2 separate regions of the Homo sapiens genome follow, and region 2 is linked to region 1. A link is a loop called in an ENCODE intact Hi-C map of the cell type or tissue named here. Cell type or tissue: dorsolateral prefrontal cortex. All regions are shown on one strand. Links, peaks and the distances in the headings refer to the core of each region. The heading gives the core; the rest is flanking DNA.

What was found. A loop is a pair of places that touch in the nucleus more often than their neighbours do. Peaks named below come from ENCODE experiments on the same cell type or tissue, not always from the same donor. Only the 100,000 strongest peaks of a DNase experiment are listed, where the experiment ranks them.
Region 2: it touches region 1 in a loop (2.6-fold over the local background); 26 of 110 quality-filtered maps call a loop at or near these places.

Annotation. Positions count from the first base shown.
Region 1 is chr1:226,701,214-226,706,577 of GRCh38, forward strand. All of the region lies in intron 2 of ITPKB (inositol-trisphosphate 3-kinase B), which reads right to left. Among named protein-coding and RNA genes, the nearest start is that of ITPKB-IT1, 29 kb to the left of the region's middle. RefSeq lists a silencer at 2,059-2,488. In dorsolateral prefrontal cortex, for the core only: a CTCF peak has its summit at 2,392; DNase peaks (open chromatin) are centred at 2,128 and 2,398; H3K4me3 peaks cover 2,010 bases; H3K27ac peaks cover 4,898 bases.
Region 2 is chr1:226,640,746-226,646,109 of GRCh38, forward strand. It overlaps ITPKB (inositol-trisphosphate 3-kinase B), which reads right to left. Exons shown (of 8, transcript NM_002221.4): 5 at 1,176-1,380. Among named protein-coding and RNA genes, the nearest start is that of ITPKB-IT1, 32 kb to the right of the region's middle. RefSeq lists enhancers at 1,701-2,368, 2,633-2,692, 2,803-2,882, 3,493-3,592, 3,703-4,368 and silencers at 2,423-2,717, 3,721-3,943. In dorsolateral prefrontal cortex, for the core only: no CTCF peak of the experiment used is centred there; a DNase peak (open chromatin) is centred at 2,604; H3K27ac peaks cover 5,000 bases.

The sequences.
Region 1 (5,364 bases), core at 208-5,207:
AAGTATCATTTCAACAGAACAGAAAGTGACACCCCAACAGTAGAATTCCTACAAATTCTAACTGTGCTAACATCTTCCTAACAACAGTCCTACTTAAAAACTTCACTTTGGCCGGGCGCGGTGGCTCACGCCTGTAATCCCAGCACTTTGGGAGGCCGAGGCAGGCGGATCACGAGGTCAGGAGATCGAGACCATCCTGGCTAACACGGTGAAACCCCGTCTCTACTAAAAATACAAAAAATTAGCCGGGCGTGGTGGTGGGCGCCTGTAATCCCAGCTACTCGGGAGGCTGAGGCAGGAGAATGGCATGAACCCAAGAGGCGGAGCTTGCAGTGAGCCGGGATAGCGCCACTGCAGTCCAGCTTGGGCGAAAGAGTGAGACTCCGTCTCAAAAAAAAAAAAAAAAAAAAAAAAAAAACTTCACTTTACCCATTTTCTCCAAGGACTTAATCTCTTAAGCTCCACAGAGCCATGGAGACGCACACAGCAAACTGTCAGCACACAGGGAGTAGGAGGGGTGGGACAGTCTTCCCAAATTCTGCTGCTGGCTGCGCCTGAAATGAGTACACACACTTCAGGGGCGCTCACTAACCCACCCAGTTGTGACTGCAGATGTCATGATGACTGAATCCTTCTGACTCCTTGTCAGCATCAGCACTCCCTAATTCTGCAGAATAACTGGTACCAAATAGCCATTTCCTGCTCATTCACGGCTCCCTTAACAGAAAACTCCCTCCTCCTTCCTCCCCTAAGTCCCATGCACACACAGAGAGGGAATCAGAAAAGGCAGGAAATGCTTGCCTAAGACCAGAGAAAATGCCAGGGAAGAGAGAGACAAGAAAATTCCACCAGGTCTATGTTGAGCAGGGAAATTATTCCCCCAAGAGAAAAGTTCAACTTGGCCCGGCACGGTGGTTCATGCCTGGAATCCCAGCACTTTGGGAGGCCGAGGTGGGTGGATCACTTGAGGTCTAGAGTTCAAGACCAGCCTGGCCAACATGGCAAAACCCCGTCTCTACTAAAAAATACAAAAATTAGCCGGGTGTGGTGGTGGGCGCCTATAATCCCAGCTACTCGGGAGACTGAGGCAGGGAGAATTGCTTTAACCAGGGGGGCGGAAGTTGCAGTGAGCGGACATCACGCCACTACACTCCAGCCTGGGCGACACAGTGAGACTCCCTCTCGGAAAAAAAAAAAAAAAGGGAAAGTTCAACTTGACGGCTACCCCTATTTCATCATGGTGAGGTACAGAAAAAGGATTCCCTTCTGCAGCGCTGCCTATCCTCTTCTGATGACCTCACTGTGGCTATCTGGTTACAAAGGCAGGCAACAACTGGCACTAGGCCTAGAGAGAGATGACCAAAATTGACTACGCTTGCACAGTAAGGGACTAGATTTAATCCAATCATTTGGCTCCAAGAAATGCACGAAATACAACTACTGGTATTCTCTTTATTCGGCAGATGGTAATGAAGACCCATTGGGAGGGTGCCTTCCCATTTTGTCAGTCTAGGACCTGAGTGGAGTCCCAACCGGGAAGCCTGGGGCAGTGTGCTAAACCAGCAGCCAACAGATACTGCATTCCAATAGTGGCTTCTTGGTCCCCTGGCATTTTTTGTGCTTACCTTTAACTAACTGTTCCTTGCCTAAGCTCCTTCCAACCTCAAGGAACTAAGAGAATTTCATTCCTTTCTAATTAAATATTTTTCCTCCAATAGATAATCCACACTGACCCTATCGAGGGAAAATCTGAGCTGGTGTAACTGCAGGAGGTGGTTTATTTTCATAACAGTAAAACATCTAAACCAAATATGCCCTGTGTTTCAGCAGCTTAAACATTGAGGTCTGACAAGAACCCGAGATTCCACTTTGCCTGCCAAGGGCTAAGTGTGTATGCTGAAGCGAAAGAAAGTGATTATGAGGAAAAATGGGGAATGTCTGAGTGGGTGAAGGAAAAAAAAAGTGCAAGATATTACTAGAAAAACCTGACTGCACACACAATCCTATCCCCTACGCAGGAGAAAGACCGAGTGCTAGCACCCGGGGTGTGAAAGCCTGCACCAAGGGACCCAGGAACCAGGCGTGCCTCCATTTCTCACTCGATTTGTTTACAATGAACGGACGGCGCCGGAGTCCCTCCGCCCTCAGCTCAGGCCCGGTTCCCACCGCCCGACGCTGGCTGGCCGAGGCAGGGGCGCGGCGGGGGATTTCGGGCAGGGCGGTGAAGCAGGGCCTGCTCTACAGGGGGCTTTTCTTCGCCGCGGTTTCTTCCCCTGTCGCTGCCCGGCCCCCACCTCCTCTCTCCTCCCGCGCGCGCTCTGCCCGCCGCCCACGCGCGGAAGCCCGCGGCCGGGGAGGGGGCGCCGTCTCCCGGCATGCTCGGCGGCGGTGCCGGTCACGTGACGGGAAGGCGGCCGCCCCTGTCGCCTTCGCCAGCGCTAGCGGGCCCGCAGCAGAGGCAGTAGCGGGGCTTGAAATGCTGACCTGCACCCCTGGCTTGCGCTCCCCCAGGCGGGAAAGACAAGGGGGCTGCTGTTGCTGCTTACGAAAAGAATCTCAGCGCTGCTGGCCGCCAGCTTCCGGCTTGGGAGAAAGGATGTGTTTCAGTCTGGGTTTCCTCATTTGCAAAATGGGTATACTTTTTGTAGGGTTGAACTGTAGGTCAGCAGGCTCCCAAATCCTGTCTTTCCTTGTCCCCCTCACCCCCAAGAGTAACAACTTTTAATTAATTTTGTTCAAGAGCTAATAAAAAAAAAATCTTCATTTCTTTGGATGACACTGTGCCCAACTCCACGGTCAGCTTGCAGAGCGTAGCGGTTCTGCCCGAAACCCATCCGCCCAAGGCTTTTATTTTCCTAGATCTCAAACAGTGGGAGGGTCGGACTCTAAATACTATTTGTTTAGACCCCTGAAAATTTTTGATAATTCAATCTTAAGCCGAATTCCGTTTACCTTTACAGTATGAAAAAAGAGTGACTACGAAATAAAGAATATAAACATTAATAGTACAAGCACTTCAGAAAAATGTTTAGCATGCCGTAAAATACCAATTACAAAGCATTGTTAACTCTCAATAATTAGATCTCCGATGTAATTATACATGACCAATAAAGTAATAACACTACTTATCTTTAAAAACATTAATATAACCAAGACTACCCACATTGCAACAGGTTATCATACCTGGTCAACACGAGAATTCCCTGTAAAAAAGCTTCTCGTGTGTGCTAATGAAGATGTGTGAGAATGGAGAATAACTCAGCTAGTTTATTTCCTGGGCATTTATGAAAAACTGAATTGAGCGGGCAGCAATGAAAATTGTCATTCTGGGGAATGCAATATTTTTCCGCTTTGGGGAAATGAGCAAAAACATGTGACAAAAGCACTGGAGATAAAAGTGACACTGGGAAAGACAGTTTACAGTGGCTTGAAACAAAGCAGTGCATCATTCTGCCAACTTTACAGCCAAGCTTTTTTCAGAGATCATTGGCTACTTAAACAGTAAGTAATGGACGTTCAACAATGCTGTGCCCAGTCTAAAACTAAGAGGCTTTTATCTCTACCGATGACATGAGAAAACCTGTGACTACACACAGCCTCGACTTCATTTGAAATCTTGAGCTGGAATGACTTTTCTTAAAGTCAGAGGCTCCTTTGCACAGTGGAACAAACTCCTCATAAAATTTACAACTTGAAAGAAGTACTGGCAAAAGCTTGTACTTTTTAAAAGAATCACAGCATTGCTCTTGCTTGGCCAAATGTATTAAATGTTCAGAGATGAATTCCAGAATAGATAGGAGATAAGAACAGCATCAGTAACTGGGATAAAACCAGAAGGGCCTAAGAAAAGTTATAGGTCAGTTACTCAAAGGCTCCCCACATTCAGGCCACTCTCCCACAGAGCAAAATTATCCTAACATTATGTAAAACATTTAGGTGCTAATTCCTTTATCCCTCATCTCACATTTTTGATGTGAGAACATTCTGATGGCCAGAGGAAGAGAGGAGAGTCCAGAAACATACAACTTGATGTCGGTCAGGCACAGTGGCTCACACCTGTAATCCCAGCACTTTGGGAGGCCAAGGCGGGCAGGTCACCTGAGGTCGGGAGTTCGAGACCAGCCTGACCAACATGGAGAAACCTCATCTCTGCTAAAAATACAAAATGAGCCGGGCGTGGTGACGCGTGCCTGTAAACCCAGCTACTCGGGAGGCTGAAGCAGGAGAATCACTTGAACCTGGGAGGCAGAGGTTGCGGTGAGCCAAGATCGCACCATTGCATTCCAGCCTGGGCAACAAGAGCAAAACGCCATCTCAAAAAAAAAAAAAAAAAATGATGTCAAAGCTTCTGATTTTCTCCCTCCTTCCCCAAGCTTCCTGGGTCAAATCCAAATATGCAGATGTGCCTATGGGCACATACGGGCCTGAATACCTTCAATTTCCCACCAAGGAGACTTGTATCTGTGACTGCCTCCACCCCATTCCGGGAGGCTAGGCTGGCCTCCACAGTTGGAGGTTGCAGGCATCCCCTCTCCAGCTATATCAACTTATACTGCATGTTTTCTCCTGACCCCTGAGGACAGATCTTTGAGGCCCGAATCATTTCTTAGGACTCCCTGTCAGGCAGGTCATTTGAGGAATTAGAAACTCTGAAGTCCCTGGGAACCATGCAAGCCCAGAGTGCTGGGAAAGCACTTGTAGAGCCATCAGAAGGGATTCCCCTCACATCTTCCAACTCCCAAGCACCCATATGTTCACATAAACATCAACCCAACCAGTTTGTTGCCTCTTATTCCAAGCTGCTAAAGGGCTGGAAGAGGAGGCTGAGGGTCAGCAGGCAGAGGCTAGTATCTGCTGGGAATTGCCAGAAAGATGATCCCCCTCCTGTGAGGTGAAGGTCAAAACCAAGTAAATCCCATTTCCACTCCACAAACCTGTAAGAGTTCAATTGTTTAAATCAAAGGCAGTACGAAATTTAGAAAGATTAAGATGATGGGAAAGAACGTGGTACCACAAGTTGAACTCAATCCTGGAAAATAATAAATGATAAAACAATAAATAAAAATACTTGATAGTGAAACCCATTGGGCTGGACAGTGGTTTCCTCCAAGTTAAGTACAAGAGACTCCCTTTTATCCATTTCCATACCTAGGGTTCTTGACAGAAAACTTTCTAGAATGTGGGTTTTCTGAGCTGAGAGGGACTTCAGAGATCAACAAGTCTTTGGGTTCCAAACCTGAAGACTGTGGGCTAGGATCTAGACAGGCTTCTTGTTATCAATGTCCTGAAAGGGCAACATGGCCTGTGAAATGTGCCTCTCTCTGGAAAAAGGGTGTGTGGCTTTCTACCACTTTCCAAAATGGC
Region 2 (5,364 bases), core at 206-5,205, 60 kb before region 1:
CAAAAAAGAGGGAAGGGCTGGTTTCAAAAGACAAAGAAGGGGGCAAATGCCTTTCTCAGCCCAGAGCTCGCAAAGCAGCTGTCCCGGGGGAAGGTAAAAACTTCCCCACATGCCACCGTGGGCAGCGAGCCATTGACAGCTGCGGAAGCTACGTCTAAATGCCATCTGAAAGGAGGCTCAGGGGACCCTCCCATCAGGACCATCGGCTGCCCAACCCTGACTCCAGGCTGGACACTGGAGATGATGCAGACCATGACTGGACAGAGAATGGGAGACCCGACAACCCCACAGGGACTGCCATCTGCTCAAGAGGGACAGCTTCTGAGACCCTGAGGGGCCGGCGCCCCAAAGCCCGGCTCTTGCAAATTTAACAGCAAGGGTGCACACAGGGGCCCAGGGACAGGGAGATCATCCAGACAGTCACCAATCCAGACAGTGCCAGTTCCCCAATTTATTCTGGGGAAAGTAAATCAACATTTGAACATAATCATGTATAGGAAGCTTCTGTGTGCCCATAGCCAGAGCTAAGAACTTTCCTGCCAGATACACATAGGTACAAAGGGATAGAAGGGAAAGAGCCATCATTTTGTAAACCACAAACACAAAGTAAATATATTAATTAGGGGAAAATTACATTTACTTATAAAGTTTGTCATGTTGTTTCTTTGGAGCTTATGTTTCTATTTCTGTTCCAATAAATATTTTAAAATTTCCAAAAAAAGATCGAAGAGCAAAGCAGAGAGAATGCAGTTTCTCAGAGACCCTGGCTCCAACATCAAAGGCGGTCAGCATGCTCCTCCCTTCCCCGAATTGTCTGCCAGTCCCAGTTTGCAGCCATGGCAGAATGAACCAGCTACCCCACAGGCATCCCGCAGGTGCCTCTCGCCTGGCTTTCGGTGCCAGGCACCGTCTGGGCTAAATGGAGAGTCCTCGGCAGAGGGCTGACAGCTGGGCAGGGCTAGAAGCCACTCTGCTCTGAGGCCTGAGCCCCCTACACAGCCATCCCGCCTGAGGAATAGGCTGATGTCTCCAAATGTCTGGCCTTGGGGCGGGCCACCCACATTCTGAGCCTGTGCCTGGAGAAGCTTACAGCTTCCAAAGGGCGCTGAGAGAAGCCAAGCCCCCTGAGGTGGGCACGGGTGGGGCCCGAGGCTGCCCTCACTCGCCGGCCTCACCTTGATTCCCTCGATCCTGAACCCCAGGGTGGCCGTGGAGCTGATGGTCTCCCGCCACTGCATGTACCGTGGCTTGGTCACAGCCCGCTGTGCTTTTTCCTCCTCGGTGGGGGCCTCGGGGTCCACCTCGATCATCTTCTGGTACATGTCCTTCCGCAGGCTGGGCTTCTTCCGGGCCTTCGTGAGCTCCTCCTCCAGGTAGGTCCTACGTGGGAGGGAAGGCGACATGAGGGCCGAGGCCTGGGGCAGGGCTCACCAGCAGCTCCTTTCCTGCCTGGTGGATGAAGGTTTGGGGCGTGTGTTGCCCAACAGCTGCAGTCAGCTCAGTGCCCTGAGTCAAGGCACGTCTTTCCGAGGGGACGGCAGACTCTGTTCCAGCTGGGGCTGGCTCTAATTTTTCTTTTCTTTTTTTTTTAGACAATTTTTTTAGTAGATAAGGGAGTCTCGCTATGTTGCCCCGGCTGGTCTCAAACTTCTAGCCTCAAGTGATCCTCCCACCTTGGCCTCCCAAAGTGCTGGGATTACAGGTGTGCACCACCACCCAGCCTGGGGTTGGCTCTTGATCCAGGAGAAAAGGTGCAGCCTCACTGAATCGGACTGCCTTCACTTTCACTCCAAGCCCATCGGCTGGCCTCACAAAGCCCAAGGAGCTCCTCCTCGGGAGACCCCCACAGGAACCAGCAGAAGAAGGAAGACGGAGGCAGGGCAGCAGGGGGTGTCGGGGGTGGCTGGTCCTGATCCTGCTGCTACGGTGGAGCTAAGAGAGGGGACTGGGGGCAGGGTCTACTCAGGGCCCCACTAGATCCCCTTGGCTGCCTCGGCCCTTCCATAAAGCGAGGGCTTCCAAAGCCAGAACCTGTCCTGGTGGGAGAAGTGGTCTGTCCTCAAGTCCCCATCTCTGCTGCTCTCAGGCAGCCTGAAGGCTGAGCCTGCCCATAAGTGTCTCTGGCTCTTTCCAAAGAGGTGAAATCTTCTGGAGCACAAAGTTCAGGTCAGAAAGTGGCCTTGGAAGGGGTCCCAGTGTGGATGGAGAAGGCCGTATTGTGGGGGAAAGGCAGGGGGCTCCCTCAGCCTCTGCTCATCCCAGAGACATGCCTGGTGCACCCCACCCCATCGACACCAGGCCTCCTCATAGGTGAGCCCCCAGTCCAAAAAGCCTGAGAAAATGCTTCCAACTCAACTGCCTCACGGCCCTGGCCTCCACACGAGCAGCTCCAGCTGAACTGGCGGGGACCACCTAGACACTGGGGAAGGTAACAGGGGCAGGGACAGCAGAGCACTTGAGCAGCCGGGGGCTGAATCGCTGGCCCTGAGCTGCCGGGACACGCCACCTCCCCCAGCACACAGCTCTGCGCTTCTACCTTCTCCAGAGCAGAGGTGGGGTGAGTCATCCCACCCCCGCTCCTCTGCTCTCCTTTTAGAGCCCCAGTCTCCCTACACAACAGGCTCAGAGGCTGCCCACAGCCCTTGAGGAGGCAGAAATCAGCAGTGTCAGTTGCAGGATGGGGAAGTTTTCTCCCCTTTGCCCTGTGTGGGCGGGAGCTGCCCACAGAGGCCCCGCCCGCCTGCCCTCCACCTGGCCCTCCACTCTTCCTGCATCTGTCTCCCAGGCCTTGTTCCAACACTGCCCACCAACTTCTCCAAGTTGCTGGTTTGGGACCCAGAACAGACTAAACAAAAACTACAGCCTCTTAAAAATGACAGGCTTTAGAAACCACTGTATTAATTGAAATTTGCACGGAAAGAAAAGGGAAGAAAAAAACAAATCCTTTGGGTGTGAACTTAGGCCTGGCTGGTTAGGACCTTCCAGGAGGTGATGAGGGCTGGAGGGGGAAGTCAGTAGCTTTGGGTTGGGCCCTTGCATGCACACACAACCATGTGCGCACATACACACACATGTGCTCATGCACACACATGCACATAAACGCGGACTCCTGTGCACCACTGCACACACACAGGTGCACCCATGCAGGACACGCACAGAGCACACCCCTCACATGCAGAGCCAGGTCAGTGGTGACGGGGGCATTGAGGCAGGGGCTGCGTGTGCATCCATGTGTGTACTGTGTAGAAAAGGGGCAGCCAGGCTGTGGGAGGGACTCCTGAGGGCGCTGTAGGGGACCGCATGGTGGGTGGCTGCACTTCTGCAAAGAGCTCTCAGCACCCCCTTAAACAGGAAGCAGACCTCAATGTGAAATCCCTTTTCACATGGCCTTTCTCCAAAAAGGGCCCCCGTGGCTCAAAGCGGGCAGTCACTCACTGCCCAGGAGAGGAAAGAGGCTGGGGGGAGATGTCCACAGGGGGTGCCAGCTGGATGGTGGGGCGGGATGCCCACAGGAAGGTGAGGCTCAGCCCCTCCCCACACTCCCCTGCCTGCCCGAGACAAAGTCGAAGCTCCAAGCCATGCAGGGAAGCAGAGACCTGCTCGCCCACTCACAGGACGCTGGGGGAGGAGGGGACTCAAGATCAGGTGGAGGAAGTGCTCCTTTGAGACAGGCCAGCCCAGGGAGCCAACAGGTGGCAGGCGAAAGCCACCCAGAGCTCCTAGGTGCTAGGGGCGGGCTCTCACCTGCACTCCCCAGGCCCCTGGTCCCAATGTCAGGAAGACAGTGTTGACTCTCCAGGACAAGTCACAAATCTCAGAGCATGCCCCAGAGCCACTGAGCACATGTCGGCGGGAGCCAGAGTCCCAAGAAGCCCCGACGTGCAGACGCCACCAGCAACTGCATCACATTCTCCTTAGTGCCACCCTTCTGCCCCCGCCATGCCCAGCATTGTTTGGTGACCGGCCCTTCCCTTTCTCTGTGACATGTCTCAAACTCTCTTGCCCTGGGACTCAGCATGTGAGGTAACCCTGGGCTCCAGCCTCCTCACCCTGTCATGGAAAGGCCACATTCTAGAGGTGACCATGAGCAGCCAGTCTTGGGAGAGGCCCTGCAGCCAAGGGTTCTGGATGAACGCATTTGGGGGAAGGCACAGTCCATGGCCCAAATGGAACTAGCCTGGCACCCCAGGGAAATGCCATGGAAGCTGGGTCCCACACAGCCCCCTTGGGAAGGGCTGGGCTGCAGCTGGGGGCCTGATTTGCAGTCAAGCAAGCCTGGTGCAGAACTGCACCAAGCTGCTGCCTGGCTGGGTGGCCCTGATGAGTCACTGAACCTCCTGGTGACAGAACCCTCCTGCTTACACTGGAACATGACCCATCTCCCAGAATGGCGGTGAGAACGCAATGGGATAAATAATGGAAGCATCTAGCATAGCCCTTGGAACAAGAAGGGTCCTTAGGATTTGTGTGCAGGAAAGATCGGGCTGGGTGCACCCTGCTTCTGGGGAGACCTTCCTCTTCCCCTCCACACATACTCCTCTCTCATCCTCTTCCCTCTGCCTGCCAAGATGGGTTACATGGGTACCAGCCACGGTCACTCTAGATCTCTCTTGAGAGCACTAGGGTGCAATCAGAGAGAAGCTGCGGAAGTCAAGCGGCTGGGTGGGGGCAGCCCTGGGGCAGGAAGCGGGGCTCCTGTCCCCAGCAGGAGCAGGCAGGTTCTGGGGCAGCCTGGCCCTGTGCTTGGCTGGCTGTGTCTTTGGGACAGCCGACTTCCAGAAATGCCCAGCCAGTGTTCTTCACACAGGCCGTACTTTTTTGGCCAGGTCTGAGTGGACACCACTTGGATTATTCTCCATGTGGTCACCTGCGAAGTCCTGCTGCTGTCTGGGTTGGAAGGAAGGGCTGGGCCTCCCCTGAGAGGACACATTCTGGTGCACCAGTGGATGCCATCCTGGGTCAGAAATCAGACTCGGGAAAAGCAAAGGCCTCGGGCTGGCTGGGGGCATGTTCTTTCTCCTCCCTGCCCTATCCCAGGTCCCTGTGGGCTAAAGATAGTAAGGAACTTGGATGGTGGGAGGGAGGTGGCCAGGGATGGCTCAAGAGCAAACAGTGGGGCCTGTGCTTCTCCATCCCCCATTCTTTCCCTGTGAGTGATGGCGAGAGAACACAACAGTCAGTGGCAGGGTGTGATTTTAGGACAGAACTCCCAGGAGGAGAGAGAAGAAAGGAAAGAAGGAAAGAAATGCTGGCTGGCTTAGCTCTCTTCTCTCCTGGCCTCTGTCTCTGTCTCTCTCTCTCTCACACACACACCCCTCTTTCTCAATCTGCTCTTATGAGAAATAATCCGGTTAAACCAGTCAC